Regions from separate parts of the Homo sapiens genome. Here region 1 is linked to region 2. A link is a loop called in an ENCODE intact Hi-C map of the cell type or tissue named here. Cell type or tissue: endothelial cell of umbilical vein. All regions are shown on one strand. Links, peaks and the distances in the headings refer to the core of each region. The heading gives the core; the rest is flanking DNA. Region 1 overlaps HIVEP1 (HIVEP zinc finger 1). Region 2 has its middle 59 kb from the start of EDN1.

Region 1 (16,600 bases), core at 3,879-8,878, 170 kb before region 2:
AACTAGCCATTATATTTGCTTCTTTAAATATATATCTGGGAAATAAAACTTCAGACAATTACAGTATAAACTAAACCTGATAACAATTGAATAATGAATGATAATCTGTTCAGTTTTTCCCTCCTGTAGAATTAGATAGTTGATGATTTGGTTTAAAAGTAAAAATATTTTTTAAAACCTTGACTTTTCTAAATAAATGAGAATCTGCAAAAGAAACAATGCATATTAAGTACTGATTGTTTCTTGACTGTCATAATGGATGGCCTCTCTCTCTCTGTCGTTTTTAAGAAAGCCAAATTACAGGATAGTTAATATCTTAAAGGACTCTTATCTCAAATACTAGGATGCTGAGACATAAAGGGGGCTTGCTGAGATACTGTGTCAGTAAATGAAACTCAGCAAATCATAATCATCTTTGGATTCTCAGTCATGTTATGTAAGTGGTCACACAGATGGATTTTTAACTCTGATTTTCCTAAGTTGCTTTCCTGGCCATTAAACGGTTGGGAAGGTACTCTCGGATGCAGAATAAGAAGAATGCATTACTGTGACTTTAAGAAGGAAATTAAGTAGGGAGGGAAAATGGGGATGTTGTGACTGCTGACATTTGTGGCCTCCTTTCATTTGCGTAAGAGATGGACTGGCTTCTCTGTGGCTGCGGTTGCCATGGAGAGGTAGTGGGGGAGGACTTCCAGGAGGCAGCCCATGAGCGAGAGTCTGCCTTAGAGCTGCTCCTAGATGTGACGTGAAGGGGCAGGGAGCTCAGGTGTGCCGCGGCGGCACAGATAATGGGGATGGCCGACCTGTCATGGCTGGTAACGTGACTGTGCACATACCCCTGGGTGTGACGGATGTGTTTGTGCAAGTGCCTGTGGATTCTCTATGTGAAATGAAAGGATTGTAATGTTGTGTGTGTTCCCACCCTTTGATGCGATTTCCTACACTTGATGTGATTTGATGAAAAGAGTTTAAACAATTAAACCAAATGTACACCCTGGTTATAAAAAGAGACTAACTTCAATTGGCACGTTTGCATATAGGTAAATGACATCAATAGCAGGTCAAATAAATTACTGTGGGACTAATACACTCAGAAAAATCTAATATGGTAGGTTAAACTGTAACCAGAAATGACTGTGTTACTAACCTGGTATCATTGTTATACAGATATTACAGAGTGGTGTAGCTGGCTAATAGAAGAAAAACGAAACAATGAAAGTTAGAAGATTTTTTTCTGCATAAAATGTAGAAGAAAATCACTTGCATGTTTTGTAGATAAAATGCTTATATCTGAAGAGATGAATTTTGAGAATTTTGATCATTGTTATAGTATATTTTATTGGAAATACTTTTATATCAAATAGAAAATTGCTAACAAGTTTATAGTATGATCATTTTATGGCTTTTGTTGACATAAGTGGTAAATTGAATATGAAAATTATATTTGTCTTTTGTTTTCTTGTGGATATCATTGTGGATATTGCCTTTGTTTAAAAATAAATGTGATTGGTAATTTTAACTTAAACACCAAGCTACAGTTTAAAAAAAATTTCTAAGTAAAAATCTATTTCTCGTGAGGAAATCCTATGATGTATTAAATTTACCAAATATAAAGAAACTTACTTGACTTCTTAGTTTTCTGATGAAATTTGAATGAGAGCCAAGTATTAATATTGTTTTATAGTAGAGTCAAAAATAGTTTAGGTGAAATAATACATTGTCAGTTTGTTAGTCATTGACTGCTTAATGCATATTACAACTTATTTAAAGAATAACTAGTTGCCTAAGTCAAATCTGTGAAATGAATGCCAAATCTTTTCTTTTTAAAAGTATAGTGTTAGGTAAAATCTAGGTGATGGTGTTACATAGTGCCACTGAACAAATTTGTAGAATGTTCAGATTTACTTAGAATTTACTTAGAAATTATTACATTAAGTTAAAATATTTCAGAAATTACTTAATACATGTTAGAGATTATATATATAAAACTATTCCTTTAATGATAACCTTATTTGGCTTCCTAAACCTTCCATTTCTTTTTTATTTGGAATATTGTATAGTAAGTCTAAATTTCTTTACCTTTTGAGTACGATATTTAAATGTATAAACATTTATGAGTTATTAGATACAGATATTGATGTAATTAAACATTTCATTATTTTTCTTAATTTTTAAATTAATTCTAAGTTACATCTATTCAGCAAGGAAGCCAAAATTGGTTTTCTTTTTTTCAATTGCTCGTGCAAGTCAAAAGGCTATGGGGAATAAAATATTTGAGTATTTGTTAGACAATAAGAAGTAATCTTTAATGAGTGCCAGCTACATGCCGAGTGCTACTCTAAATATTCTTATTCTTGTTTTTTCTGAATCTCATGCAACTTTGTGAGGTAGGTACCATTTTCTCACCCATTACAGATGAGGTAACTGAGGTTTGGCTTATAAGTAACTTGCTCAATGTCATAAAGATAAGAAAGGGATAGACCAGGATTTGAACTGAGAGAAGTTTCTAACACCCACACGTTACTGTCATTTTGCGTATTGAAAGTATAGTGTAGTCTGGCATAGTGGGAAAAGCTTTCTGTTCAGGTGTCCTGGGATGGAATCCCAGCTTTCCTTGTCTTAGCTGAGTGACCGAAGTTACGCCTCTTCATGCCTTAGTTTTCTCACAGGTACTTACTAGAAGAATACATGTGAGTACTTTCATTCTTGTGCTAAATGTGAAGACTCCCCTGTTAGTAGTAGTTATTGCTAACACGTATCATTATTCATGATTTAAAAATATAATATGCTAATCTAAATTATGTTTTACTCTTTTTGGAAATAGTTAATAGAATAAAAGGAGGAATAAAGAGGATATGATTAAAGTAATATTGAATGCTTTTCAGTTATCATTAAAATATTTATTGATTTCTAGCAGAGTTTTTCAACCTCAGCTCCATTTATGATTTGGCCTAGATAATTCTTTGTCTTGGGCACTGTCCTGTGTGTCACGGGATATTTGACAGACTCCCTGGCCTGTACCCACTAGATGCCAATTGCAGTCTTCCTCCCTCAGTTGTAAACCAAGATGTCTCCAGGCATTTCCAAATGCCTTTTGGGGGGCAAAATCACCCCAACCTAAAAACCACTAGTGGAGTTATATGGCATTAAACAAGATTGGGATGAGGACATTGGTGGAAAGTGGGGAGGGAGGAGCTGGCTCATGTTGGCAGGTGTGGCTGCACGTGGAAGGTGGGTTGGAAGGCAGGGAAGGGCAGGAGCAGATGCCATGCAGAGGACTGCAAAGAGGCAGAGGCAGATGTCTTGGGGAGAGAAGGGGCTTGGATCTGGGTGGCTGAAGTGGGCAGCTTGGAGAGGTTTTTGGAGGAAGAATCAGAGGACTTGGGGATTGCCAGAGTATTACACATTTGACAGCACTTAATAAAGAACAGTGAAGGTTTTGAGAGGTGGTCACTGGGCAGTCTGCAAGACTGACTCTCCAACCAAGTGAAACCTCTTGTGTACCAGCTTCACCATGCATGAGATTCACATATGTTTCTTAGTGGTAAAAATCATTGCATGTCCTAGACCTTCCTGAGCACTGCAAACCTTGGGTCTTAAGTTTGGGACTGCCAAGTGACTCCCATATTTAAAACTTCCATGATTTGCCTTGGTTTGAAGATTAGGTGTGATCTTGGAAAATGAGAGACCTCAGATTTTGGCAAGGAACATGCCTTGGTATAATATATAATATTCCCTCTTCCTGGATTCTTGCCAGGTTGCTTGCTCCTACCCAGGTTTCTGGCCTTGACCCTAGAGCTTTCTTCTCTAATGCATCTACTTGTAAACTAAATAATTCATTGGACACCAAATAAATTTTTTTTAATGTATTGTGACTCAGTGTTTTTGAGTCACAATTTTGAAGTTTACGGATTTCTGGAAGCAATGCATCCCTATAGTGGGAACGGCATATGTATCATAAATTTTGTAAATGGTAATGACTAAAGTATTCCAGACTCTTTCTGTGTTACAACAGTCAGGGAAACCAGATGAAGTTTCTTTCTTTCTCAGCAAATAACCTCAGCAGGCTGTTTTGGGAGCTATTTCAATAAGGTCATCACAAGCAGAACTTAATGATCGTTTGTTAACAGCAGTGGGTGACATCACCACGAATTGTAATTGCAACTTAAATGATAGTATTATAAGGTACTTTTTAGTGTTCATTATTTCAGTAGTGGTGATAAAACCTTTTTTTATTCTGCAAAATTATGCTGGTGAAATTGTATGTATCTGCATGTGTCTGTCTGTGATTTCTACCATAGTAAAATGAAACTTCAGTTTTGAGCCAGAACTGAGAACTCTTGGTTCTTAGGTCTAGCCCAAGAGAAGACAAAAGGGAAGAGAAGGGAGAGGCTACCTTTCCTGACAGCTTCATGGAGTTTTCATTTTTTGTGTGTCCCCTCCCCACGCCGTACACACACATATTCCCATTACACTTCTGTTGATCAGTTAGATCAGTTAGTGGCTGCTCTGTTTTTCCCTGCAAAAGGAATTTTTCAATTTGATTTTCCATCCCGATTTCCCAGTGGGCCTTCATGAAGCAGTCAAGACATTTTCAGTATGTTCTTTCCCTCCAACAGATGTGAATCCAGCCATATTGAGCATATGCTGTGTTTCTAGGGCTGTACACATACTGTGGGGTTGGCTCTTCTATCTTCAGGTTGCTAAAACATCTCAGATGGAAAAGAGATTCACACATAATAGATAATTTAAGGCCCAAAAAAGACCTAAATCATGGTGGACAAATTGGATGCAACTAAATGCCAAATTGTATGAACTAGGTAAAGGTCTGTGCAATGTATAGGGAGGCAAGAAACTGTTACTTTCCTGGAATCATTAGTAGGTGTTTCTGAGAGTTGGAGTTAAAGCATGTCATGAAAAACTGGTGAGTTGTGGATAAATGTTGGGACCTGGGATAGGAGAATAACTATGATAGATTCTGATCATGGCGTTTGATATTAGAGGGTGATGCAGACATGAAACAAGCAAGGTCACACACATACATTTAACACAAGAAGAGGTGGGGTGCTGTTGGTGCACACTGGAGTGCTCCCAGTTAGTGTCAGGAGAGAGCTTCAAGAGCATGTGACATTGATGCTCACACATGAAAGATGAGAAGTTGCCAGGTCAGGCAGGACGCCCTTTTGATACACACATAGAATACAGGGATGTGGCATAGAGTATCACTGTACCAGCAACTTCCCGTTCTGGAGGCAAATCTGCCTGGGTTCAAGCTGGTTCTTCCCCTGACGGGCTCTGTGAATTCGCTTCTGTGTGCCACTGTTTGCTCCTCTGGAAAATGGAGGTGAAGGGTGGTCTCCTCCCAGGTAGGTTTTGTGTGTGTGTGTGTGTGTGTGCGTGTGTGTGTGTGTGTGTGTGCATTGAATGGTTGTTACAATATAATAACTGAAAAGAGCTCTAAGTCCAGTTTTATTTTAGTGTGTTTTTGCTGTGATTTGCCTAACTTGGTTTCTATGATGCAGTTAGCTTCTGCAAATGGCAGAGCTGATAAACGATTAGAAAGCTATTTTTGGTTTGACTGGTTCAGATGTAGATGTGAAGTCCTCAGAACAGCACTCAGCACACAGGAAGCTGTTACTGTTGGATATCCCCCAGTAGGGCCTGAAGTGCGAGGGTGCGGCTGTGAGTAAGGAGAATGAGGGCTTCCCAGGCAGGTGTAAAGGAACATTGGGGAGGTGATTCTCATGAGAAGGAACACCATGAGCTTGAGGCAGCAGTGGGGGAAGGCAAGCTGTGTGCTGTGGGCATCCCTAAAAGGCAGTGTTGTTCATTCAAGAGGAGAATTTTCAAGGGGAGCGATTCTTACGCTGGATGGGAACAGATAGCTTGTGCGCTGTTTCCATTGGTTTTAAGAGCTGTGTGCGTGTGTGTTAATTCTGTGTTTTGCTGTGTATTTTACATGTATCTTAGGGAGTTTAAGAAATAGTTAATCTTGTTAAGTATCCAAATAATTGCATGATGACCATCCCTCTTGTGCTACCACATAATAACTGAAAAGAGCTTTAAGTCTTAAGTTCAGTTATATTTCTGTGTGTTTTCACCATGATTTGTCTAACTTAGTCTCTTTGTTGCAGTTAGCTTCTTAGGCAAATGGCAGCAGCTGATAAATGATCAGAAAGCTATTTTTGGTTTGACTAGTTCAGATCCATACATATGAAGTTACAAGCTTAATTACTGTTATTTTTGGCCAGAGTCCTTGGAAGTGTTGGACTTAGCCAAGTACTTCCTTTGTGAAAGAAATGACACTTGTTCATTGTTTGAATTGTGATGATTTCTCAAAGCATATGAATTTTTTGACTGCTTAGATTATGAAGATTTAGATGGGGAATTTTGTGCATTATAAATTTTATCATAAATAAATATTTGTTCGGAACCACTTTAATGTATGATGGGCCCAATATTATCATTGTCTTCTCTGAGCTATTTCTTCAAGGTAACAGTGAAAACGAATAACTAGAAGGCATTATGTTTATATATAATGGGATGGTGGATATATTTCAAACAAAGACACTGTGTGTGTGTGTGTGTATATATATATACACACACATACACTTTATTATATATACATACATACAAAATATATGTACTGTTATTTAGTTAGGCTAATGGCTTTGAACAACAATAATAATAGTAATGTGGATTCCAGATAATTTATTTTCCTGAAATATAATTTAGTGTATTTTCATCAGCAGATTTGGTGGTACATTTTCTAAGTATTAGTCTTTGGAAAATCCGTTTAGGGAATATATCTCTGAATGTGTTGGCTGGTTAGAGTTAGTGTTAGGGATAGGGTTAGGGTTTAAGTTTAATTAAAAAACTAACTTTTAAATAATGATTAATTATTAGTATTATGGATCTTGCAGTTGACTACCTATAAATTTCTTTATGTTTTAACCATTTTCTATTTTTATTGAAGTGTATCACTTAGTAGTTACTATCATTTACATTTAAAATTGTAGCATGGAAAATTAATAATTGGAATGTTACATATTTAATCTATTTCTGTGAAACTACAAAAAATTTGTGAACTTTTCTCATGAATTCTTTAAAGGAAGTTGACTGGCCGTTTAGCCATTTATTTTACAGAAATAATAATAAGGACTATTTAAACAATGTAGTTAATTTTAAAGTTTTTGAGCTTGGATTTTTTTTTTAAGGTATATTTTTCTTGTGGTTATAAAATGTTAATTCTTCCCTGCTTTTGAGTAGGCGCCAATGGCGTAGAATGGTTTGGATTTATTGCATTTATCTGATGCCAAGCTGGAGATTATTGGGTGCCCTGCCTGCTGTGTGTCCAGCTCTGTGCTGAGGACAGTGGTGAGCAACTCCTGCTTGTGTCCCCAATTCCTGCCTGTCCTCCCCAGACCATGCACTCCATGGTCTGGTGAGGGGCTGTTATGATGAAAGGAAACAACTGCTCTGGTAGGGAAGGGAAGGTATTAGGTTATGTGGGGTACAAATCAATGGCCCCCAATGTAGTCTTGAGGAATTGTAAGATGTTAGGGTGTTTGTTGGTTTATTTTGATGATAATTCCCAAATAAAGATCATATCTGTAGTTGATGACTAAAGCTGTTAGATTTTATCCATTGTATTCATTTTATTTTTCTCCCCTCTAAGACCTACTTATATTTTTCATACCTTTTTAATTTCTGATTCGTGCTGGTGAGGGGGCTGTGCTTTAGAAGAGATGCAGATTTTGAGATGAAAGAGCAGACTTCTTAACTGACCTCAGAATACTTTTTTTGTTTTTTGAGATGGAGTTTCGCCCTCGTTGCCCAGGCTGGAGTACAGTGGCACGATCTTGGCTCAGTGCAATCTCCGCCTCCTGGGTTCAAGTGATTCTCTTGCCTCAGCCTCCCAAATAGCTGGGATTACAGATGCACACCACCATGCCCGTCTAATTTTGTATTTTTAGTAGAGGCGGGGTTTCACCGTGTTGGCCAGGGTGGTCTCAAACTCCTGACCTCAGGTGATCCGCCCACCTTGGCTTCCCAAAGTACTAGGATTACAGGCACGAGCCACCATGCCCAGCCTGACCTTAGAATACTTTAACTAACACTTTTAACTAAATTAAAGGAATGTAAAGGGTAAAGAATCATGTTTTGTAATACTTATAATAGTATTATTGTCAGTTAGATGATGTTAAAATATTCTTAATTTGGAAGGAGGAAACAGGCATCAAATAAATTGGAAGTATGGAATAATGTATTGAGTTTAAGGGAGAATACTTAAGAATCTGACAGTATGCGTATATATTCATATATGTGCACACGTATTTGTGAAGATATATGTGTAAATCGTCACACATATATGTAATATGTGTATTAAGCATATAAGCAAGCAGGCACTTATATACTTTCAGGGAATTGAGACACCCAAGTTTGTTTTTTATTTGGCTGTCCATATTTACACATATGTTCATATATATTATACATACCTGTGTATTTAAATGAGTAAATAATATATCTTTAATATGAGTAATACATGAACTTAAATCAACTAATACAGAAGCATATACAATAAAAAATTGGTGTTTTCTCCCTTTACTTGCCTCTGCTCTTTATCCTTATTATCAGCCTTACCAATTTCTTGTCACTTTCCCCAGAAATGCAGCTATGATAATATTATTCTTTAAAACATGTGTGCACATACACAAAAATTGACTTATGTAATGTACAAAGTCATTAATCATTTAACAATGGGATACATTCTGAGAAATGTGTCGTTAGGTGATTTCCTCATTGGTCATTGTGCAAACACCATGGGGTGTACTTACACAAACCTAGATGGTACAGCCAACTACACACGTAGCCTATATGGTATAGCCTATCGCTCCTAGGTTACAAACCTGCACAGCATGTTCATTTACTGAATACTGTAGGCAATTACAGCACAGTGGTATTTGTGTATCTAAACAGAAAAGGTATAGTATAAAAGATAAAAAATTCATACAACCTGTATAGGACACTTACCATGAATAGAGCTTGAAGGACTGGAAGTTTCTCTGGGTTGAGTCAGTGAGTGGGTGGTGAGTGGATGGGGAGGCCTAGGACATTACTGCACGCTACTGTAGACTTTATAAATGCTGTATACTTAGGATATACTCAATTTTTTAAAAAATTGTGTTAGTACGCATATTCTCACTCATAGGTGGGAATTGAACGATGAGAACATATGGACACAGGAAGGGGAACATCACACTCTGGGGACTGTTCTGGGGTGGGGGGAGGGGGGAGGGATAGCATTGGGAGATATACCTAATGCTAGATGACGAGTTAGTGGGTGCAGCGCACCAGCATGGCAAATGTATACATATGTAACTAACCTGCACATTGTGCACATGTACCCTAAAACTTAAAGTATAATAATAATAAATAAATAAATAAAAAGAAAAAAATTGTGTTAGTAATAAATTAACTGTAGCTTACTGTAACTTTATAACCTTTTAATTTTTAACTTTTTGACTCTTCTATGATAACATCTAGCTTAAAGCAAACACATCGTATAGCTGTACAAAAATATTTTTTATATTCTTATTCTATAAGTTTTTTTCTATTTTTAGAATTATTATTTTTTACTTTTTTAACTTTGTTATTAAGAACTAAGACACACACACACACATTAGCCTAGCCCTGCACAGACTCAGGCTCATCAGTATCATTGTCTTCCATCTCTACATCTTGTCCCACGGAAGGTCTTCAGGGGCAGTGACACATATGGAGCTGTCATTTCCCATGAGAACAGTGCTTCTTCTGGAATCCCTCCTGAAGGATCTGCCTGAGGCTATTTTACTATTAACTTTTTTTAAAAATGAGTAGAAGGAGTACAGTCTAAAATGACAATAAAGTATAGTAAATACATAAACCAGTCATATAGTCATTTACTATCATTATCAAGCATTATGTATTGTACATAATTGCATGTTCTGTATTTGTATATGACTGGCAGTGCAGTGGGTTTGTTTACACCAGCATCACCACAAATACGTGATGACTGTGTTGCATTATGATGTAGAAAGCCCAAATATCACTAGGCAATATGGATTTTTCGGCCGGGTGCGGTGGCTCATGCCTGTAATCTCAGCACTTTGGGAGGCCGAGGCGGGTAGATCACTTGGGGTTAGGAGTTCGAGACCAGTGCGTGGCCAACATGGTGCAACCCTGCCTCTACTAAAAAGAATTTTTCAACTCCTTTATAATCTTGTGAGACTACCATCGTACATTTAGTCTGTTGTTAACTGAAATGTCATTATGGAATGCTTGACTGGATACTAATATGAAAGTCTATTATTTAAAAAATTTAGGATTCTCATACTCTAAAAAGTCACTATCCATATTTCTACAGTTTGAACTTAAATTGAAAGTTAAAGCTCTACCAGTAGGAAAACACCAGCTAGTGACCTGACCATTTATAAAATTTGGCTCCACTCAACCGCCTCCATGATTTTAGGTTACCGTTTATTTCCCATCCATCTGATCAGTATCTTTATCAGTTTCTTGCTGATTTTTAATTTTCTCACTCATAGTAATTTTATTTACATAGTATGCATTTGAAATAGAATGAGAACAAAGCACTCCCAATTTTCTCTAGTGACCAAACATGATAAAACACAAACCAGGATCTATTAAAGTAAATGAGAACTCGAGACTCTGAATTACAAATCAGAATCAGTAGGTCCTGACTTCATCAGTCTATAGTGTTCTGTTCCAGCATTCTTTTGAAGCATCTCTCTTGGAATAAGCCCCCACCCCTTAGTCTCATGTTCCAAATTCATTGTTATGTGTACACATTGACTTCTCATCCCTAATAGACCATTTCTGTTTCTTCATTTGTTCATGTAGTAGTTAACCTGTTGATTCCAGACACTTCCCTCGGTTATGTGTGTAAATTGTGCAAGCCACTGGATGTGCAGTGCTGAAAGTGGGTCACCTCCTTGATAGTGGGGGGCTGGCATTGCCATACCTCCTGCCCCCCAGCCAGAGCCCTCTGTGCCTTGTGAGAGACTCTGATCGCTCTCCTGATATACTAACTCTTCACCACTCTCCTCTCACCTTGTGTATTTACTTTCTGACTCACACCATTGTTCCCCAAATATTGTCTTCCTTTTCCTATTTATACCCTTCTTCATGTTCTTTCCTCAAAGAAGTGTTTCCTGTCAACCCTCACAGTTTGCCAGTATTCAACAGGTTGAAAGAGAACAAATTATTAATTTTTTAAGAAGCACTTTAAACAGAAGGTGCTTTCAGTTTTTCAAAAGATTTTCATAGCTGATAACATACTTGCTATTTGCTGTGTATGTTAGAAAATAGATTGGGAGCAAACCATCTATTTTATTTCAGTTTTGTGTTATTAAAAAATAATCATTTCAGCCTAGTGTTTTAAGGCTTTTCAGAAATAATGTGAAATAATTTAATATTACTAAGATTTAGGGTTGTATGAGTTCATATTTATGGGATGGCCTTGGGCTTGAGGGCATTTTTAGATGAGTTAATTTTTTGTAATCTGTTTTATTTATACATATACTGTAAATGCTTTAATTCATTGTTATTTTTGCTTTAAACAATTATCTTTTGAAGAACTAAAGAAAAAGATATAGTCTTACATTTGCCTCTGTCTTTTTCTTCTTATAAATTGGGATTTGGCAACCTTTTTTTGTAAGGCACAAGATAGTAAATATTACAGATTTTGTGGACCTCATAGTCTGCAGTCTTTGTCACATATTCTTCTTCTTTTTTTTTTTTTATTAAATAAATAATGCATGGGCACTACAGAAACAGCGATAGGCTGAAGTTGGCCTGTGGACCATGGTGCTCTGTCCCCTGCTATGGTGCTTATTTCCATCTGTTGTCATTTTCCATCAGCCTGAATCAGCCCCTTTTAGCATTGCTTATAATATTGGCAAGAAATTGTCTCAACTTTTTTCTAAAAATATCATCACTTTGCTTTACTTTCAAAGGGTAATTTGGCTAGATATAGAATTCTAGTTAGACATTTTTAAATCCTGTTGCCTCGCTGCTTCTCCCTCCCCTTCCCCTCTCCCACTTCGTGCCCCTCCCTTTCCTCATCTCTATTCCTGTTTTAATCTGCTGGTTTGCTGTGATAGGTCTATGTGTAGTATCCTTTAGAGTCATCTTCCCTGGGTTCACCGAGCCTCCTGGATCTGCAGGCTGATATTTTCAGTCAAGTTTGGGGAATATTCTTCTATTCCCTTTTTCCAGCTCTCTCTTCTGGAGCTTTCGTTGCATCTGTGTTAGATTACATGATATGATTCCACAGTTTGTTCATTTTTTTCAGGCTTTTCTCTGTATGCGTTGGTTGGATAATTTTTGTTGACTTGTCTTCAAGTTCGTGACTCCTTTCCTAACGGCAGTGCCCTGTCTGCTGTTATTCTCATCCAGTGAATTTTTATTTCAGCTATTGTACTTTTCTGTTCTAGTATTTCCATTCTTTTTAGAGTTTCTATATCTCTTCTGAAATCTTCTACTCTTCATTCATTCTTTACCCATCTTTTTTCTGTAAATTATTTCCTATATATTATAGTTATTTTACATCCCTTGTCTGCTGATTCCAACATCTTTGTCTTGTGTAGTTCTTATTCTTTTTACTGCTTTCTCTGTGTGTCACATTTTTGTGATTTGCGTGCCTAATAATTTTTAATCACATAGAGAACAATGTGGATATGTTTTAGAGGCTCTCTATTGTCATCTGCATCTGAAGATTATCATGTGTTTTCTAGCAGGCAGTTAAATTACTATCAGATTATTTCATAGACTGGTGGAGGCTTGCTTTGAGGCCTTTTAGAGTAGGTCTGTTGAGTTGCCCGTAGTCTGAAGTTTCAGTGGAAATAGAAGATGTTTGCTTGGCTACTCTATCCCTGGCAGGACTTGAGTTCCTAGCTCCTTGTCCCCCATATTGAGTCACTGCTGATACTTTGCTCAGTTCTTCCAGTCTTCCTTTGGGTGGCTTTACTTTGGGTTCCTTGTCTTCTACACAAGCAGTTCAAAAGACAGCCAAGGATTTGAGGGTTTGTTATTAGATTCTAGACTCCCTCCTCTGAGTCTCCCTCTTTTCTGGGATTTCCGCTCACTGTACCTACCTCCTCCCAATTTCCAGCTGCCCCAGACCCCATCTCTGTGTCCTCCAGCTCAGTAATACTGCTTCCTGCCTCACTGTTCCTAGGGGACTGGCCGTTGCCCTGGGGGAAAGACCATTTAAATGTGGCCTCACCTCCTTCGCATCTCAGCCTTTAAGGGTCAACACATCTAGTTTCTGCCAGCTCTTGGTCACTCTCCAGCACTTTCATTAAAAATATATATTTTCTCTACATTTTTATTGTTATTAGAAGGAGGGTTAGTCTCATATAGGCTATTCTGCCATTACCAGAAGCCTGAGTCCTAAGTGAGTAGATATTAAAATCTTGGGGAACCTTTGCCATCCAGATTTTCATCATGTTAAAGGATTAAGACACTCTGGGAAGCCTCCTGAGCTGGCAGGCGGAAAAATAAGATGGTGCTGGGATCCTTTTGGTTGGTGAATTTGAGTGCCCCCGGTTGGCTGGCAGGGTTTGTGGGTGAGCTGGTGAGAGGTCCCTGCACCACACACTCCCCACCTCACTACTGCTGGGAACAAAAGTAGATTGATTGGAGTGGGTGTGCACCATGAGAGCTGTACATCACTGTTCTTTCTTCCTTGTGCATTTGTAGAAATTGCATTGTTTACTGTATGTTATAGGTACTTATGCATGAAAACATTTTATTTGATTAAAATATTTTCATCTCCACTAAAGCTTAGGTTCTAAAATGGGGGATACTGCCTTACTCAAAAGTTGGCACATGGCCGATTCTAAAGATGATGTGAGTGTCCTATGCCAAGCACAATGCCTGATGCACCGATACCAGTGATTTTTTCTTTCCTGTCTACTCTCTTCCACTCTATGATAGTTGTTAAAAATAATTGGATTGGGAAATTAAGAAAAGGAAAGATTATATACCTACTTTTTAAACTTATTTTTCCGTATGGCAAAATAAGAATAGTGTGTACTAGTAAGAGCTATATTACTATATTATTTGGGGAGAAATTTAACAACTGAAAAAAATGAAAATGAGCAGAAAAGTTAGTGTTCAATAGCACCATAAAAATGTATCTTTGAATCCTCATTCACAGTGCAAGAATAATGATAGTGTAGTGTAGGTCTGTAGCAGGGGTTCTTGACATGGATTTAGGGGTCTCCATAGATCGCTGCAGTCCTTAATTGTATGAAAAAGTGTGTGTGTGTGTGTGTGTGTGTGCGCGCGCGTGCATGTCCTTGTCTCTCTTTCTGAGAGAGGCTGTACGCTGGTCATGAGATTTTTTTTTTTATAGAGATCTTTTGAAGTTTTATTCTTTTTAAAAAATTATCACTTTTTTAATAGAAAAAGTGATGGATCAGTATTGGAGTAGGATTATGAAGATGTAATTTATAAAGATAGAAAGAATGTATCCATGTTTTCTTATGTCTTTTCATGTTTGATAGTATGTATGTATACATACACAAACATGAAAAATAACCTGGAAACTAATGTGGTAATATGTTAACAGTGGCAAATTGGGATAGTTGAAATACTTTCTTCTTGTATTAGATATCGTTTAAATTTCAAAAACCAAAGTTAAATCTCACAAGTTAATTAGTTCAAACAGAAAAGACAGTAAAAAAAGTACAGTGAAACCTGTGTCTTTCTCACACCGCCCCTTTCCTCAGGGCTGACTGCAGCAGTGACTTGTGTATCCTTTCATGCACACGCACAGGCACGTAGACACGTGCATGACACAGATGGAAGTGTACCATGTACATTGCTCTGCTCCTTGGGTTTGGCGTTTTAGATTTTGTATCTTGAAGGCTTTCCAATTTTCAGATTCTTAAAGGGGAGGTCTTTGACCCTATCTCCCAATCCCCTCGAAAGGAATGAAGAACTTTGGATGTCTAGAAATTGTTTTCTATTCTGTTATCCTTTTCAGCTTTGGTGTGTGCAAACCTGACTCCTAGTGGTAGTTCAGAAATTATTTCCTTTCCTTTGGGCTCAGATGATTTTTAGGGGCAGTGACCTTTTGAATGCCCACTCTGCGCTGGCCTTTAGCTGCTTCACCTCACTCGTCTTGCACTGTCACATGTCATTTCTTGTTTATTATTACTAACACTACAACAACACGTGTTGAGTTTGGTAATCTTTCAGTTTTTAAAAAATTTCAGATTGGGCCTTTTTTTTTTTTCTAAACTTCATTATGGAAGTTTTAAAATGATTACAAAATAGAATAGTGTAATAAGCCTCCATTTACCTATCGTTCAGCTTCAGTAACTAACAGCTGGTAGCCAGTCTGGTTGCATTTACTACTCTGGCTACTTCCACCCTCCCACATTGCTTTAAAGCTAACCTTGGGGATATCATCTCATTCCTATGTTTTCATTATATAAGCTCCAAACGATAAGGGATATCTTTTCATGTCATCACAATACCTTTGTGAAACAAACAAAAATAAAGAAGAGTAATTTCCTTAATAATATGGTCAAATATCCTGTCAGTATTTGAATTTCCAGTTGTCCCCAGTAGTGTAATTTTTTAAACATTTCGTTAGAATGAGGGCAAATAAGCTCCACCTGTTTTATAAGTTGATGTATCTTTTGTATTCTTTTGATCTGTGGGTACCCTTTCCAATTCTCTTCTTGCTTTTTTTGCAGGTTATTTTTGAAAGGAACTGAGTTGTTTGTCTTATAGCTTTTTTACCATTGGTCTTTGTTTTTTCAAACAGTCAAATATAGAAATATGCTTCATTAAAGAATATTAACTGATTGCTTTTAAGTTTTTAGATATTCTTTCAATATCAGATTATATTTGAATATACATTTGTTGCCTAACATATCTCTGTTTATGGCTTTGACTTGTATGGGTTACTAATTAAGCACATGTTTATTGATTTGAAGTAGGGTATACTTTTTGAAATAAAAACTCACAAGAAAAAATAGTTCAAAATCAGATAAAATTACTTTGAAAACATCTTAGAGAGAGAGATGCTGTTTTAGTCTGTTTGTGCTTGCTGTAACAAAACACCTGAGACTGGATAATTTATAAAGGAACAGAAATTTCTTTTTCACAGTTCTGGGGGCTGGGATTCCAAGATCAAGGTGGCAGCACTGGTGAGGGCCCTCTTGCTGTGTCTTCACATGGAGGAAGGCAGAAGGTTAAGAGAAGGACAAACCCTGTGTCCTCACATGGCTGAAGAGCGGAAGAGAGTAAACCCACTCCTGCAGTCCTTTTTTATATCAGCATAGGTCCATCATGAGGGTGGAGCCTTCATGACCTAAACACCGCCCAGTAGACCCTGCCTCCCATTGCTGTTGCATTGTGGATTAAGTTTCCAACACATGCATTTTGGAGGGGACAAAAACATCGAGACCACAGCAGACAGCCATATCAGTGCAACAGGTAGTGAGTGAATTTGTCTGCCAAATTTCTGATTGGGGCTGAAGGAAAGAGAATTCTTGTTTCACTTTTAATTAGAATATAG
Region 2 (16,600 bases), core at 7,654-12,653:
CCCTCCACCTCTCCAAGCTTCTCAGGCCTTGCTCTATGTTCCCCACGTAGTCTCCTCCTTCACTTTCCTGTGTGTTCTCACTGTCAAATTCTACCTCAGGGCCTTTGCACACACTGATGAACTGAATCCTATTCCTTCCTCTGCACTGACTTTAAAAGCTGCTTCCTAGGAATGGCCTTGTTCTCTTACTCAAACTAAAGCAGATGCCTGGTGTTATTTTTCTCTGTCAGTTCCCTGCTCTTTCCCTCGGAGGCCGTAGCCAACTGTGTGGGGCTCCCTTAACATGCATTCCAGTCTCCTTCTCGAAGGCAGGGCCTAAGACTCAAACTGCCTTTCCCAGGCTCCATTGCAGCTGGGTTCTAGAAATGGTTGAGATTCTGCCCATCAGACATACCTGTGGGAGGTGGTTTAGACATGCTGCTACATGGTGAGAGAGAGCTGGATAGAGGGGTTCATCTGACTGGCCGGGGTCCTGGCAGAGGATGTGAGATTCTCTCCTTAACAAGGGCAGGAGCTCCCTCGGTGGCCTAGTTCTGCAATAGTTGGGGGCGATGATCTTGGAATTTTGGCCTAGAGTTGTTTCTTTAGGCCTCTTTAGAATATGGAGCTAGCTGTACTCTTAATGCACGCCTGTCTGCTTAATTTGTCTATAGTGTATCCTGTTGTCCATAATTACAAACTTTGACCCATAAAGCAATAGTCATTGCAATTTGTAATTATATATTCATTTCATACATTTCCTAACACCCTGGTATCTCTAACTAGCCTCTGTGCTCTGAACACTTAACATAGGGTACAGTGTCTGTAGCTCAATATTTATTGATGGGTAAATAAGTAGACAATTGAGCAAAACCAGACATTGCATGTAAAGTTAGAAGAAAAGAGAAAGTCCTGAAGTTGCATCTTTGATATTTAAATCTTGAGTGATTTGAAAGAAGCCAGAAGCTGACATTTACAATAAGTTCCCAACTTGCTCAATTCACCTGGCAGGCTCATCGCTGTGATAGCCAAACTAGAACAGAGGTCCAGGGAATATGAATTCCAACTGTTATTAAATGCAATAGCAATCTTAACCGTAGGATTTTTGTTTCTCAAGAAACATAATTTGTCAGGAGAGATTTCTCAGAGCCTTTCCTGTTCCTCCTAAGAGAGTATATCCCACTCTGAGATGCTCTCTGGTACCATGGAACTCTCCATCAAAGGTGCAGCCTCACATTCTCTCCTGGGCAGTTCCCTGATTCGACTGTCATGCCCACTTGACTGTCAGATCCATGAGGGCAAGAGCGCACATTGCACAATGCCTAGCACACAATTAACACTTGGTATATGTTGGCTGAAGAACAAATGGGTTGTACTGCATGTTATTTAATCACAAATTTTGAGGAATTTCACACAGGACTAAAATTAGTGTTATATTTACACTAATTATTGAGTCAGATGGCTCTTTTTCTGGCTTATTTGTGTGTGCACATTTTAACTGCATGTCTTACACATGTAAAAATATTTTTTTTATACAGGCTGCAGCCTTCTTCCATTGTTGCAGGCTCTCTCTTCTACTGTGGGACTTTCCCCTCTCGAATGCTGAAAATAGCAAAAAAAGTGTGTCTCTCATTCTCTTTCCCCTCACTCTTTGCAGCTAGGCTTATTCCCTGAGCCCTCTCTCTACCTGATGTTCTCGCTAAATGCTTATACTCTCTGAGGTCATCCATTGTTTGAGTTATTCCTGACAGACTCTCACCATTATAAGTATTAAAGGGGAGGAAGAAGGGGCTGAGGAGACTGAAGGGAAAAGGGGAGAAACCCCTCATCTCAGAAAACCCCTCCAGAAAGATCATCTCTTTAGGAAACAAGGCAAAACTGCGGTTGGTATTTCTCCACTGTGGCCAAATATTTTGACTCAAAGTCTGATGTAGCCCATGTTTAATTCTGCTCTGTTTATTGATGTATGTTTCATGAATGGGAATAGAGTTTGCTGTTTTACTCCAATATAATTTATAGTACATTTCTTCTGATACATTATAGGCATATATGACTGGCATATTATTTGTGCATATAAATAATGTATTTCCTCTTCTTTTTTTCTTTTTTTTTTTTTTTTCCAGAGACAGGGTCTCACTTTGTCACCCAGGCTGGAGTGCAGTGGTGTGATCATAGCTCACTGCAGCCTTGACCTCCTGGGCTCAAGCAATCCTCCAGCCTCAGCCTCCTGACAGCTGGGACTATAGACGTGCATGACCATGCCTGGCTACTTTTTAAATTTTTTCTACAGAAGGGGTCTCACTATGTTGCCCAGGCTTGTCTGGAACTCCTGACTGCAAGCAATACTCCTGCCTTGAACTCCCCAAGTGTGTTGGCTCACGCCTGGAATTACAGGTGCAAGCTACCACACCTGGCCCTCTTCTCTTTCAATTACTCCTTCGATGCTTATAACTGGCACCAATGTCCAAGATCTTTACTGACTCCAGGAGCCCCTATGAGCACACAGATCATTAGACTCTCAGTTTTACTCCCCAAGTAGTTGGGATGCCCTAGTTCTGAAATGCTCTTCCTTGCAACCGGAGTTGAGGACCCTGGTATCTTCTCATGTCCTTCCTTCTCACCCATCTTCTTGAATACGACTCCCCAACACATGGACACACAAGCATGTGCATATACACACACACACACTCTTCACCCATCCATAAGGTCCATGCTCCCCAGGGATTCGGGAATCTAGAGGGTGCTGTCAGCAGCCTGTCTGGGGCCATAAAGCATAACTGCCAAGCTGCAGGATTGAAGACAAAATTCCGATGCAAAGATAGGAGCACAGATAGGGACATACAAAGGCAGATGGCACCATAGCCCAGGAGCCCTAGATCCCTGGATCCCTGGGTATGTGTGAGCAAAGGGGAAGGGAGTGGTAACGGAGAGGGTGAGAAACTCATGCAGCTATTTTGTAGTACCTTCAACTCAGGACTCCTCAACCTCTTAAAAACCAGTTTCATCTTAACTTGGTTTAACCAAGTTTGCCTTCAGTAACAGTAATTTTTTATTTAAAAGTTTTATTATGTGGTGAGAATGTTTAAAAACTTACTCTTAGAAATTTTGCAGTATACAATACATCATTATTAATTATGGTCACCATGCTATGCAATAGATCCCTAACACTTATTTCTCCTGTTTACCTGAAAGAGTAAATTTTGAATATTCTCACCCTAAAAAATTTGTAAGTAGGTGAGGTTAATTAGCATGTTAATTAGCTTTAATTTTTCTACAATGTATACATATATCAAAACATCTTATTGTACCTTGTAATTTATACAATTCTTTTTTTTTTTTTTTTTTTTTTGAGGTGGAGTCTCACCCTGTTGCAGAGGCTGGAATGCAGTGGCACGATCTTGGCTCACTGCAACCTCTGCCTCCTGGGTTCAAGCGATTCTCCTGCCTCAGCCTCCCTAGTAGCTGGGATTACAGATGCCTACCACCATGCCCAGCTATTTTTTTTTGTATTTTAGTAGAGACAGGGTTTCGCCATGTTGGCCAGGCTTGGTCTCTAACTCCTGACCCCATGATCCTCCCGCCTCAGCCTCGCAGAGTGCTGGGATTACAGGCGTGAGCCACCACGCCTGGCCTGTAATATATACAATTCTTATTTGTCAATTAAAAATAAGAGAATATTAAATAAGAATTAAAACTAGAAAAACATTTTATTATTGGCAGTATTTGGGTCATGCAAAAGAATATATGTAACATATCTCAGTATTGTCACACAATGACAACACAAATACTTGTGAGGCAATGAAGTTCACATGTCAATGCTGAGCCCCGTATCTCAAGTGCCCCTAACTTTTCATAGTCACATGACATTCCTTTTACAGAACATACAAACTTTCATGCTAGATATTGAAAAGAAGTCTAAAAATGCAGCTACCAGGGGGAATCAACAAGTTGGTATGAATGAGCTTCAGGCAAGGCATAAATGGTGGCAGCCAGTTATGAGAGGGTTGGAAGGGGAAAGGTTCTTCAGGCCTGGGGGATGAGGGGCAGGGAAGGATTCATACCTCCTAAGGAGGAGGAAGAAAGGGGGGCTAGATATTAAAAAAGAAAATGCCCCAAGTTTTATAAGACTTCTCCCACACGTGCACCCCACTAACTGTCTCTATTCAGAGACATATAAAAATTGTGGACAGAAGTACTTCAAAATCTGTTTCGTCACAGGTGAGAAAGTACACAGCTTTGTAGAGACTATTTCCAAGATGGTAATATTTATATCGGCAATATTTATAATTTATGGAGTGCATATTGAGTGTCTTATGCTAAACTCTGGGGCTATAACTCAGAAAAATGAGATTTAGAGCTCAGGCATGCTACAGCCCAGAAGGCAGACAGACAAGAACTTAGAAAATTCCAAAACAGTCTCAAAGGGTGATTCTCTTACTCCAGTTTGATACACACTTCCACTGCATCCTAGAGCCTCTTCAGAATTAAGATAAAACATTTCTTGGTGCAGTAATTTTTTTTTTTTGAGGTGGAGTCTTGCTCTGTCGCCCAAGCTGGAGTGCAGTGGTGTGATCTCAGTTCACTGTGACCTCCGCCTCCCAGGTTCGAGTGTTCTCCTGCCTCAGCCTACTGAGTAGCTGGGATAACAGGCATGCACCACCATGTCAGGCTAATATTTTTGTATTTTTAGTCGAGACAGGGTTTCACCATGTTGGCCAGGCTGGTCTCAAACTCCTGACCTCAAGTGATCTGCCCACCTCAGCCTCCCAAAGTGCTGGAATTACAGGCGTGAGCCACCACACCTGGCCAAGTGTAGTGATTTATTTAATGCCTGTCTTCGCTGATGTTTTGTTAGCTCCAAGAGACAGGACTTGTGTCCATCTTGTGGACTGCCATACACTGGCACCTTACTCTGGCTGGCGCTTAATAAATAATCATTATATAAGTGAGTGGGTAAATGAATGAATGCTAGAAAAGAGGCAAGCATGGCGTGCTGAGTGGCCAGTAACCATCCTGGGGGTCAGAGAGGCTTTGGGGAAGAAGTGATATTTAAGCCGAAACCTGAAGGAGAAATGGTATTTAGCCAGGTAAAGAAAGAGCAACGCTTCAAAAGCCCAGAGGCAAGAGCTCTTGGAGCAGCCTGAGGGTACTGGAAACGAAACTGCATGGCTGAAGCTTACAGATGCTGCTCTGTGCATGGGCTGTTGTGCAAAGTAGAAACTTCTCATCTCGAGGTGAATAAATTGCAGAAGGGCGTCCCCTCTCTAGGCCAACCAATGAGAAAAAAGAGACTTCCTCTGGGATGATTGAGTCTCTCCGCTGTGCACCAGGAGGCTGAGGTCAGCCTCTATATGAGCCTTTGTCGGGGAGCCCTCCTGTAGGATGCCACCTGCACAGGCATGCCCAGAAGCCTTGGGAGGAGGGAGGAGGGTGCCGAGAGCTGAGTTAGATCTTGGTAAGCAGGAGCTGACTCAAAAACAGCTTTTATGGCACTCTAAGGAGTTTGAACTTTGCTCTATGGGCAGCGATGCACTTTTGAAGAACTTTAACCTAACAGTGACTCTCTTACAGAAGTTCGTTCAACAGACATTTATTGTGCTCCTGCTTATGCAAGAGGCACACCAGTACATGCGGTTCTGGGGGTACACATGGTGAGGAAAAGAGACACGGTACCTGCCCTGGTGGAATTTACGCTTTACTAGTGAAAGAACGCATACTGGGGGACAAGTAAGAGACAGAACACCGTGAGAGCAGCTTGAACTAGAGGGAGAATCTGTTAAACAATCCTGCAAGGTCAACGTGGTATTCTGTTTTCCAGATAAGGAAACTGAAGGTAGGGAGGTTTAAGTAACTTATCCAAGACCACGCAAGTGAGCTTCAAATGCACTTGGTGTGATTTCAAATCCCATATCCTTGTACTACAGAGATAAGAACAAAATGATGAATAATATGTTCTTAAAAAAAACCTGAAACATGAATATAGAAAAGATGTATCATTACATTTACACACACTCACACACACACACTCACACCCACACATCCCCTTTATCTTCCTTTCCACTCACCCATGCACATATACCCTAGTGAAATAAAACCCGACCCACCTTACTTTTCAGGAAACACAGTCTGGAAAATATTTGTCAGGACATGGCCAATGGCTTAGCTGTAATCCCTATATGGGCCTATTCAAACTAGTTAATTCTTTCCTGGGGAAAACCATTCTGTAATTGCAGACCTTGTCTCTTAACTTAGCAGAGCCTCTGACAGGTGGATGCCATTTACAGGGTCCCAGAGCTGTGAAAAGCCAGTCTGACTGTCTGTTTTAGAACTCTTAAGTTCAGGTAAGCAATTTTGTAAATTAATGTCAGTTATCTCTCTTTTTTTTGAAGCTGGTTGGGGTAGAAACTCCATGTTCCAAAATTTTGTCACCCTGACCAATAAAATGCCCCCTGCTTTCAAACACAATCAGACCTGCTTTAGGGGAGGATCGTCTGTGCTTTGTTTGAGCCTTGATTAAAATGGAGATCAGAAAGACTCACAGATGTCTCTTCTCCAAACTCAATAAACCCCAGGTCCTCTTACTTTTCATCTTACATTTTCTCTCTTTATAAAAGTATTCATTTCTCTTCTTTGAATTATCTTCTTTCAAATAATTTCCTTCGTTAGAAAAAATGTAGGTATATGCATTTTGGGAAACAAGAGCTACCAATGGTAATTACAATTGATTTTTATTATTCATGAGATTCCTATTATTATTATTCTCATTGCAGTTATGTTCTACAGGATCACTACGAACACTGAATGAGTGAATACTGAACTACATTGCTCCTAGGAGAAAAATAGGGTTAGGTTCCTGCAAACCTCTGGTCAACTGGCCAATACATAACCTTGTTTTATGTGTATTTCTGTTGAAAAACACCTTATGTAACATATATTATTGATTCATTAACATTGAACTCACATCCAGCGGCCATATAACTCATGCCTGAATGAAGCTTATCTAACGCATGTATTTTCTCTGTAAGGCACATCACAGCCTTCTGGCATTTAGGGACACCAGGCAGCGCTGTGCTCAGGGGCCATTTTGAACAGTGAAACCACCAACAAAAAGCATAAAAATGTGAAGAACGTGGTACAAAATTGATGGCAAAAAGGACACCTGTTTACAGGATAAGGGCTGAAACGAGAAGGCCTAGTGTCACCTTGTTTGACCTCAGGTAGGAACGTGTGGGTTGGTAACTCGAATTTTTCACCACTCTGCATGTCCATGAATCTCTCTGAAAGCCCCATGAATATTGATTTTGAGGTTACAAATAAACTTAAGCAAGCAGGTGAATTGGCAAATACGGAACTTCTGAATAATGAGAATTGACTGTATTTGTTCTTCTCTATTAAGTAACGGGGTCTGTTGCAGATGGAAGAAAGAAAGGGTGAAAGATTTTTGGAGACTCAGGAGACTTTTTTGAAAATGATTTGCCCAAGGCACAGAACCAAAACAGTAGTTCATTGGCCTAAGGTGGAGAAATATAATTCCTTGCATCTCCAGCAATCTGTCTGCAGTTCTCTCCCTGTGAAAAATGACTTGCCATAATATACAAGCCTTGTTACTATGTAAGTGTAATTATATTTTAATAAAAAATAGATTTATAACCAAACAATAAGCCGTGAGATTAACAGCCCAGAACTGGCTGTGAACTTTCAGCCATCTAACCCTGGCACTCCTGCTTCTCCGCAGCACTTACTTTCTGCCAGGAGTGGGTGATTGAACACCACTGACCAGGAAGGGCTCCTGGGAGCCACATTTTTTGCTTGGCATTTTTAATTGTAAAAACCAGTGTTCCACCAACACTGCAATTCAACGAATCAAAAGTCAAATCCATGCTTAACAGGAAAAGATAAAAGCATCAACTTAAAGGAATGAAACAAATTTGAAAAGCAATGGAAAAGGAAACTCATATGGAGTGAAATCCATTCAAGACACGTTTTATTGTTTTTCCCATATGCATTTGCTGCCCAGCTTTGACTATTAAACATTATTTTTTTCTTCTACTAAAACTAAATAGTAATTTGACTTCTAGATTCTTCCAGGGTCGTGCTCTGAACAGAAGCAAAATGGAAATATTTCAGTAGCTTTTTAGACAACTATTTCAAAAGCAAACACATGGTTGTCTGCAGAGTTGTAGGTTAAAGCTATAAATTTATTTTATTAAACAGAGAGGAATTGGTGAAACTGAAAGACACTATAACCCTGACATTTTCATGAAATAATATTCTTGTCTGATTTTTTTTTTAGTTTTTACTCAGATATCACTCAAGTTACACATAAATGGTAATTTTTCTTTATAATAAGCTTCCATCTCTTGTATAAATTTAATGTGTTCAGTGATGACTGTGGATAAAGTCACCTAACGGTGATTTTCTAAGGGAGGTAAACTTTATTGTCATAATTTCCTGGTTATTACCTAGTAAAACAAGTTTTTAAAAAACCAAAAAACAATAGACTTAAAACCATAAAGACTTTTTTAGCATTCAGATTAAATAAAAGAAAGGGTAAAATGTTGACATTTTCCTAAGAGATACCAGTTCTTCACATTTTTATATAATCTCTTAATATGAAGCATATAATGTGTATATTATAATTATATATTTTATATTTTATTATATAAAATTATAATATAATATAATAAAGTGTTTATATTTATAATATAATATAATAAAGTGTATATTATATTATATTTATAATATAATATAATAAAGTATATGTTATAATTTTATATAATAAAATATAAAACATATAATTATAATATACACTTTATATGGTAACACGATCATAGTCTCTACCAATACATATATCTGATTAGATCACCATATGGGAAGTCTGTTCATATTTTTAGTTATTGGGTTTTTTTTTCACCAAGCAATAAAATGTCCAGTATCAAATAAATAAGGGTCATATGATTCCCAGATGACATGACCAGGGTACTCATAAAATTCAGAGAAGCTGAGTCAGATCATTTCAAGAGGACAAATGCAGCGCTCCCCCAAATTCAGTAACTTGTGGAATGTAGCAATCTTGTATTTTCTCTGAGCCAAGCAGCCTGATGCTGTCAAACTCATCTTTCATTTCCTCTGCCTTACCGCAGTGTTAGTGGTTTCGTTATTAGAAGGAAAAAAATGCATAAATGTCTTAGTTAAGATGAAATTGCATCTATTAAAATAAAGTTGATCCTAAATGATTCTTTCACTCAAAGTATTAATAGACTAAAGGAAAATGTTGCAAACTATGAATTAGTGGTATAGTTTATGAACGGTAGCTGTTGTGATTCATGCATATACCTTTTGGTTACCTTATAATGAAAGGTTGTTGGGTACAGCCTTCACATCAATGAGAAAATCAACAAAATGTTCTTGAAAAGACGACTGGCAAACTTTCTTTTATTTTTCTGTTCTCATTAGTAGAAAGAGGGACAGGTCACTTTCAGAAGGATTAAAAGGTCAAAAAATTTGGTGAAGGGATGTCTACACAAGCCTTTAGAAAGCTGTTATCAGAGGATCAGCTAGAAAACAATCTTAGAGCTAATCCTTTGGCTGGATCCAAAGAAAACCCAGCAGATTTAAGTTTTCTCTTTTTTCTCTTTGTTTTCCTTTACAGGGGTATTTCCCACAAAAGCCTTTCAGTTGCCTTCATCCAAAGTTATAGGTCCTGAGTCCTTTTCAGCTCTTTTATTCTGTCTCCAAGCCTAGCCCTTCCTAGCTCTGTCCTCCTACCTTTTCCTGATCTTTTCCATTTTGCTTGTTTTCATCAGGGGTTCCCCCTAAATCCCTCTTAGCATCCCCTAAAGCCTAAATGTTCATGGATGGAGAACTTCTTCTGAGGGAAAAACAAGACTGATTCACAGAATTCTAGCATTAAAGAGGACTGTAGAAATTATCTAGTCTACCCGCCTTCTTCCTCCACCATTTTACAGGTAAACAGAATTCACGAAATTGCCCAAGGTCATGTCCAGGTAGCGACTGCACCAGGACCAAAGCTCTGTCAATAATAACTGCAAATTGGTTGCAAAGTCCTTTGGACAATTCAAGCTGCTCTACCTACCTAAGGCACTATGATTATTATTATTATAATACAGATGTTATTATACAGAGCCGACCGCATGGGCAAGATTGCTGCTGATGATGTGTGTGATGCCAACTCACCAAGACCCAGTGGCATCACGCTGGCATGTTGAAAATAAAAAGGGGTGACATCTGCTTTACATACAGAGCCTCATGACCTGTACTCATAGCTGGAGGCATCAGTCATTGCACTACGAGAGGAAGTGGGCTTTGAAATACCTTGGGGTTGATGTCCCAAGAACACCCTTCTTCCGCTCCTCCTCCCTGTACTCCTTGAACTGCTGCTCATGGGAGCCTGAGTAATACAGAAATTGGAGGACAACCACACAGCACAAGTGTAGGTTTGACAGGAGTTTACATAATGCTGTAGGAAAAGAAACCAAATAAAGGCTTCAGCTTTGCTGAGGCTCTCCCCATCCCCCTCACATGCCAAATGCTCCTTGTGTGGCTCACACTCCTTGGTCTTCAGTCAGAGAGGCCAGGAGCCCACCTATACATCTGTATCAGGGTTAGGAAGTTGGCTCTTGTTAACAATGTTGAATGCACTTTGCTATTCACTACTTTTGTGGTTAGAAAAGCCTCCTGATATCAAACTTTAGAATCAAGCACCACCTTGTGGTCTGATGCATTTATTAAACTGGCACAATTTGAGAGCTGAAACTGGAAATGCTCCCTCAGCTGGTAGTAGAGAGCCAGGATCTGAAAACTGACTCCCAGGTGGCTGCCTGGAAGCAAGAACCCCCAAGGTGTCTTTCTGCTGCTTCTCTGGGTTCTCAGACCAGTTAACAATGACATCCCCTTTCATGGGGTGAATCCCATGTTCCTGACACTAACACATTATGCTAGATATGTATAGTAAGTAGCCAACTTAATCCTTTCAAAACCACAGGGAAGTGTTTCTTATTACTTCAACTTTTAAGTGAGGAAACGGAGGCGGAGGTCACTTAGTGGTCCAGTCACAGACAAATGGCTGGGCTTGGATTGACTTGGAAGTCAAGTCTTTCTGAAGCAAAAGTCTCTGCTGTTAAACACTGCTCTGCTGACCTCTAAGGCCAAGACCAAGACCAGGGTCCACTTCAGGCTCTTTTGGGGCATTTTGGCTCTTGGCTGCAAACCCAACCAGAACTGCCAGAATCCTACCTGGAACTCACTCAAGGTGCTAGAATTAACCTGTTCTCCAAGGTTACATTGATCAGGAAGGTTTGCATTCAGAGATGGGGACTTCATTGGTGTCCATGGACCTACTGAGATAGCCAGAGTTTAGGAGAAAGTTTGGCTTTTGAGGATGGGCCAGACAGCAAGTGACCAGACTCTAGATCATTCATGAAGAAACAAAACCAGAAAGAGATATTTGACAAACATTCACTTGGACAATTACAGTGCTTCCTGAACTGAAATTCAGTTATTCTTTAAAAGGATGATTTTATCATATTCATTGTTTGAAGGGGAGGATTGGAGTATCTGCTTGGCAAGTGAGTAGTAGTAATGTGGGCCAAGTCATGTTAGAAGGGAGATCTCGCCCCTGGTCTTGTTCCAGTGATACCATAAGTGTTCTTGGGTAAGTCACTTCTTTGTCTCTGGGTCTCCATTTTCTCATTCGTAGAATAGGGGTTGGACTTCACTAAGAGGTAGATGGTTCTAAAGTACAGCGCAATTGTATGGAAAATGTGAGGCAGGAACCTCAGCTTTCTCCGTTTCCTTAGAAAGTCTGTCCTGCTCAGGCTTCCTTCCTATTCTCCACTGAATCTGCTGCTAATTTTGGTAACATGGTGACTTCCACATAGCAATGTTTACTAACATGTCTAAGGACAATGATTATCGGGAATATATGCTTCTCTGTTTTTCCAAAGTAGATAAATCCATATAGTTCATAACTCCCTGACTCTCCATACACCAAAAAGAAATACAAAAAGTACCATGAAAAGAGGAAGCACTGCCATGAACGGTCTCCCCTTGAATGGCTAGTATGTAATGCCAAGACAGTGCCTGTTCATTTCAAAGCCTCTCCCATTCTAGTTCCTTCCTGTGCTCTCACTCCGAATTTCTTACTTGAGATCGCTATTGGTTGAGCCATTCTTTTAACAGATAATCTGTACTACAGTAGACTCTAAAACAGAGCTGTCCAACAGAACTTTCCGCAATGTAGAAAATGTTACTTGTGCTCTGCAGTGGCCATAGGTGACTATTGAGCATTTGAAATGTGGCCAGTAAGACTGGACCAAGTGTTTACTTTTATTTAATTTTCATTAATTTAAATTTAAATAGCCACAAGTGACTGGTGTCTACCATATTGGACAGTGCAGCTCTGCAATATTGCCATCACATAGGCCTTTGTTGCAGACATTCTGATTTCTCTGAGACACAAAGCGTACATCATAACAGGGCTATCCTGAATACTGGCTTTACAAGCAGACTTTCAAAAGATTGTTTCTCCATGTTTTTCTTGTATACAAGATTTCATAACAATAATGGTATGTCAGTCTTTTTAAACTGTATTCTGTTTGAGATAACTGAATTGTTTCTTGACTTATTTCAACTGAATAGTTGAAAAGGAATCCCTATTTGATTCCATGGGAATAAAACTGATTCCTTGGTTGCGAATAAAAAGAAAAGTATTATCTCACTTTGTAGGTTTTTCCATTCAATAATAGAATAAATTTGAATGTACATTTTCTAATGGCTTCCAGTGAATGAGTAATTTTGATGCCAAACAATTTTTTTTTTTTTAGAAGGCATCTCGTTCTGTCACCCAGGCTGGAGTGCAACCTCCATCTCTCAGGTTCCAGTGATTCTCCTGCCTCAGCCTTCCCAGTAGCTGGGACTACAGGCGTGTGCCACCACACTAGGCTATTTTTTTTGTATTTTTAGTAGAGATGGGGTTTTGCCACGTTGGCTGGGCTGGTCTCAAACTCCTGACCTCAGGTGATCCACCTACCTTGGCTTCCCAAAGTGCAGGGATTACAGGCGTGAGCCACCGTGCCTGGCCCTGATGCCAAACAATTAATAATAAAAGTAGATTTTCACTTTAAAAAGGGAGCTTTATATATAAATTCATTTTTCCTAAAATATTTGATATGGAAGATGAAATTAGGAAAAAAACTGGTAAAATTCTAAGTGCTTTATTATAAATCTCTTATCCTGAGTAAGCTCAAGTGACAGTCCAAGTATGTTTCTAATTAATTAGGCCAATATTTCTTTTTTTTTTTTTGTTAGGAAACTTTTACTTCTTAACTTCTATCAAGTATATTTCTTTTTTTTAATTATTATTATTCTTTAGGTTCTAGGGTACATGTGCACAACGTGCAGGTTTGTTACATATGTATACATGTGCCATGTTGGTGTGCTGCACCCATTAACTCATCATTTACATTAGGTATTTCTCCTAATGCTATCCCTTCCCCCTCCCCCCACCCCACATCAGGTACCGGTGTGTGATGTTCCCCACCCTGTGTCCAAGTGTTCTCATTGTTCAATTCCCTCCTATAAGTGAGAACATGCGGTGGTGTTTGGTTTTCTGTCCTTGCTATAGTTTGCTCAGAATGATGGTTTCCAGCTTCATCCATGTCCCTACAAAGGACATGAACTCATCCTTTTTATGGCTGCATAGTATTCCATGGTGTATATGTGCCATATTTTCTTAATCCAGACTATCATTGATGGACATTGGGGTTGGTTCCAAGTCTTTGCTATTGTGAATAATGTAATTAGGCCAGTATTTCTTAACTGGAACAAAGATTGAGTAACATTATCCACGCTTATCTCAAAATAAAACCTTTTAACCTCAAAGAATATAAAGAGGTTTTCAGGTCGGAGATAGTCCTGAGAAAGTGATACCTAGGCTGGAAGAGAAGACCAAAAAGTCTTACAAAATTGTAAACTTACAATTTTTTTATAAATGTGGTAAATTTTGATAAATGCTTGCATGAGAAAACATATTGCTGTGTTTTAGAATTTGTGAGGGACATCAGTAAGCAAGAGATTCTGACTTTGCTCTGGAATGAGAGAGTGGAACTCCTAGTGTCTTTCCTCATAATCTGCTGAACGACTGAGGTTTTCATCCTAGGACCATATGATGACCTGCTACTCCGGGGCTGCCTGTGCTTTATAATGATGCTATACAGACACTGTTGTCCTATGGGATCCGAGCTCCAGTTGAAGAATGTTTCATATACTTCTATTCTTGGTGCAGAGAATTGTCTCTACTATAGAAAGTGACTTAACACTCCCAAACTGCATCGTCTGAGAATGGGCATTTCTCATGTACTCAAAGGTTAATACATGGAAATCAATCTCAGGCCTTAAAAAAGGAAAACCCAGCGGGCGCGGTGGCTCACGCCTGTAATCCCACCACTTTGGGAGGCCGAGGTGGGAGGATCACTTGAGGTCAGGAGTTCAAGACCAACCTGGCCAATATGGTGAAACCCTGTCTCTACTAAAAACACAAAAAATATTTGTCAGGCCTGTGGCAGGCATCTGTCATCCCAGCTACTCGGGAGGCTGAGGCAAGAGAATCACTTGAACCCGGGAGGCAGAAGTTGCAGTGAGTTGAGATGGCGCCACTGCACTCCAGCCTGGGTGACAGGGCAAGACTCTATCTCAAAAAAAAAAAAAAAAAAAGGGAAACCCAAAATGCAGCAGAAAACCAATTTAAGTCCGTGCTTCTATTTCTTTGTGATTTGGTTTTCGTGGGAGTTTGGGCTTGAGGGGATGTAGGCGTTCCTCTGGGGTGTGATAGCACATTTGTGCCATGATAAGGCCAGTCCCTGTCCCAGTGGAGTCATTTCTCAAGTCCTGCGTCATGGGGAAAGTGAAGGTCTCCCCTGCCCACTCTACTCCCACTCAAGTGGCTGCAGAAGAGGGGGATATTAGGCACCATAGGACAGGAAGAGCCACAGACTCAGTGACCTCTATGCAATGAGGAGGTTGGTCAGAGCGCATTTGTCAGAGAACCAGCTGTGAAATGTATGGAGGCGGAGGGGAAGCACTTTCCAAGGTTAACCAATCCAACCCTTAGACTGCCAGCTGTCCTCGCTTAGAACCACGGCTGATGCAGCTGTGGTTGAAGCATGGACATCTAGTTATCGTAGGAAGAGAGATGGAGAATTCTTCCCTTGCAGTCAATTTGTAAGCTGATGCAAGAAAACCACCATTGTAGCCACAAAATCAAAATCAAAGAGGAAAGTGAAAGAATAGGACCCAGGCAGGCTGTGCAACCAAGCATTTCCTTTAGCTCCTCTTGACCAAAGGCATCCCAATTTCCCAGTGAAGATGAATTAGAAATTACATGAGAACCATACGGTAGATTATTTCTGGATTGGTGTATAAATATATACAGCACTGACGCCAATTGTTTGAAAAACTGCATGTGTTATATCAGTTGGGTGAGTTTAGCTCTTCTCAATGGATCTTTTAGTTATTGGAATAAAATTCCAACTTATAGCAACTTCTTCAGTATAAATTAGGCAGACTTTCAGCAAGTCCTGTGAATACCCAGTTCCTGGCACACAGTGGGCCTCATTACAAGTTGACTGAAGAACCTCAGTTCTGGGTTCTGTGACAATTCTGGGCCCAGAGTTGTCACAGGGCAAATGAGATAAGCAGCATTGCTTGGAGAATGTTGCCTCAATCATTCGTGTTCCTTTCTGGCTGTGATGTATATTACACTCTCCATAGTAATTGTCTGTCTCCATAAACCCATTTAAAAATACACATGTTAACATAATAGGATTGCTAATTATACTTGGATGTTCTTGTTCCTTTTTCTGACTCTATAATAAAGCCTCAAAATGCTAGCTAGGTCATGGCCACCTAAAAGAAATTACATTTTCTTGACCGCCTTCCAGCAGATACGGCCAAGTGACTACACTTTGGTCAATGGATATAAACAAAAGAAATGTGTAAGGCTCCAGGATCTATCTTTTAGGGGTAGGGGTAGGCCCTTCTCCTGCCTCTTTTCTCATCCCTACCTGCAATAACTTAAATATGATGGCTTAAGCTAGAAGAACCATTTTGGACCATAAAGTAAAAATCCTCTGTTGAAAATAGAGGGAACAGGCCTGGTGCAGTGACTCGCACCTCTAATCCCAGCACTTTGGGAGGCTGAGGCAGGAGAATTGCTTGAGCCCAGGAGTTTGAGATCAGCTTGGGCAACATAGGGAGACCTGGTCTCTACAAAAAATACAAAAATTAGCTGGGCATGGTGGTGTGTGCCTGTGGTCCCAGCTATTCAGGAGGCTAAGGCAGGAGAATCACTTGAGCCCAGAAGGCAGAGGTTGTAGTGATCTGAGATTGCAACATGGCACTTCAGCCTGGGTGTCTCAAAAACAGAAAACAAAAAACAAAAACAGAAAAGGAAAAAGAAAGAAAATAGAATAGCATGATAAAAGGAGTGTAGGTTGAGTGAGAGAGAGGATTTGGTGGAACAGAGGTTATAAAGTAAAATAAAAGCAAAGGTATTATGGATAAAATCCATGTTCAGACATCATCATTCTGATTGCTTATAGGC

What was found. Peaks named below come from ENCODE experiments on the same cell type or tissue, not always from the same donor. Only the 100,000 strongest peaks of a DNase experiment are listed, where the experiment ranks them.
Region 1: a loop joins it to region 2, with 2.3 times the contacts of the local background. A loop is called at or near these places in 8 of 110 quality-filtered maps.

What each region holds. Positions count from the first base shown.
Region 1 is chr6:12,060,296-12,076,895 of GRCh38, forward strand. The region is part of intron 2 of HIVEP1 (HIVEP zinc finger 1); the gene reads left to right. Among named protein-coding and RNA genes, the nearest start is that of HIVEP1, 56 kb to the left of the region's middle. In endothelial cell of umbilical vein, for the core only: no CTCF peak of the experiment used is centred there; DNase peaks (open chromatin) are centred at 6,186 and 8,746.
Region 2 is chr6:12,223,479-12,240,078 of GRCh38, forward strand. It overlaps a transcript of EDN1 not described here. Among named protein-coding and RNA genes, the nearest start is that of EDN1, 59 kb to the right of the region's middle. In endothelial cell of umbilical vein, for the core only: a CTCF peak has its summit at 10,741 (motif pointing left); a DNase peak (open chromatin) is centred at 10,723.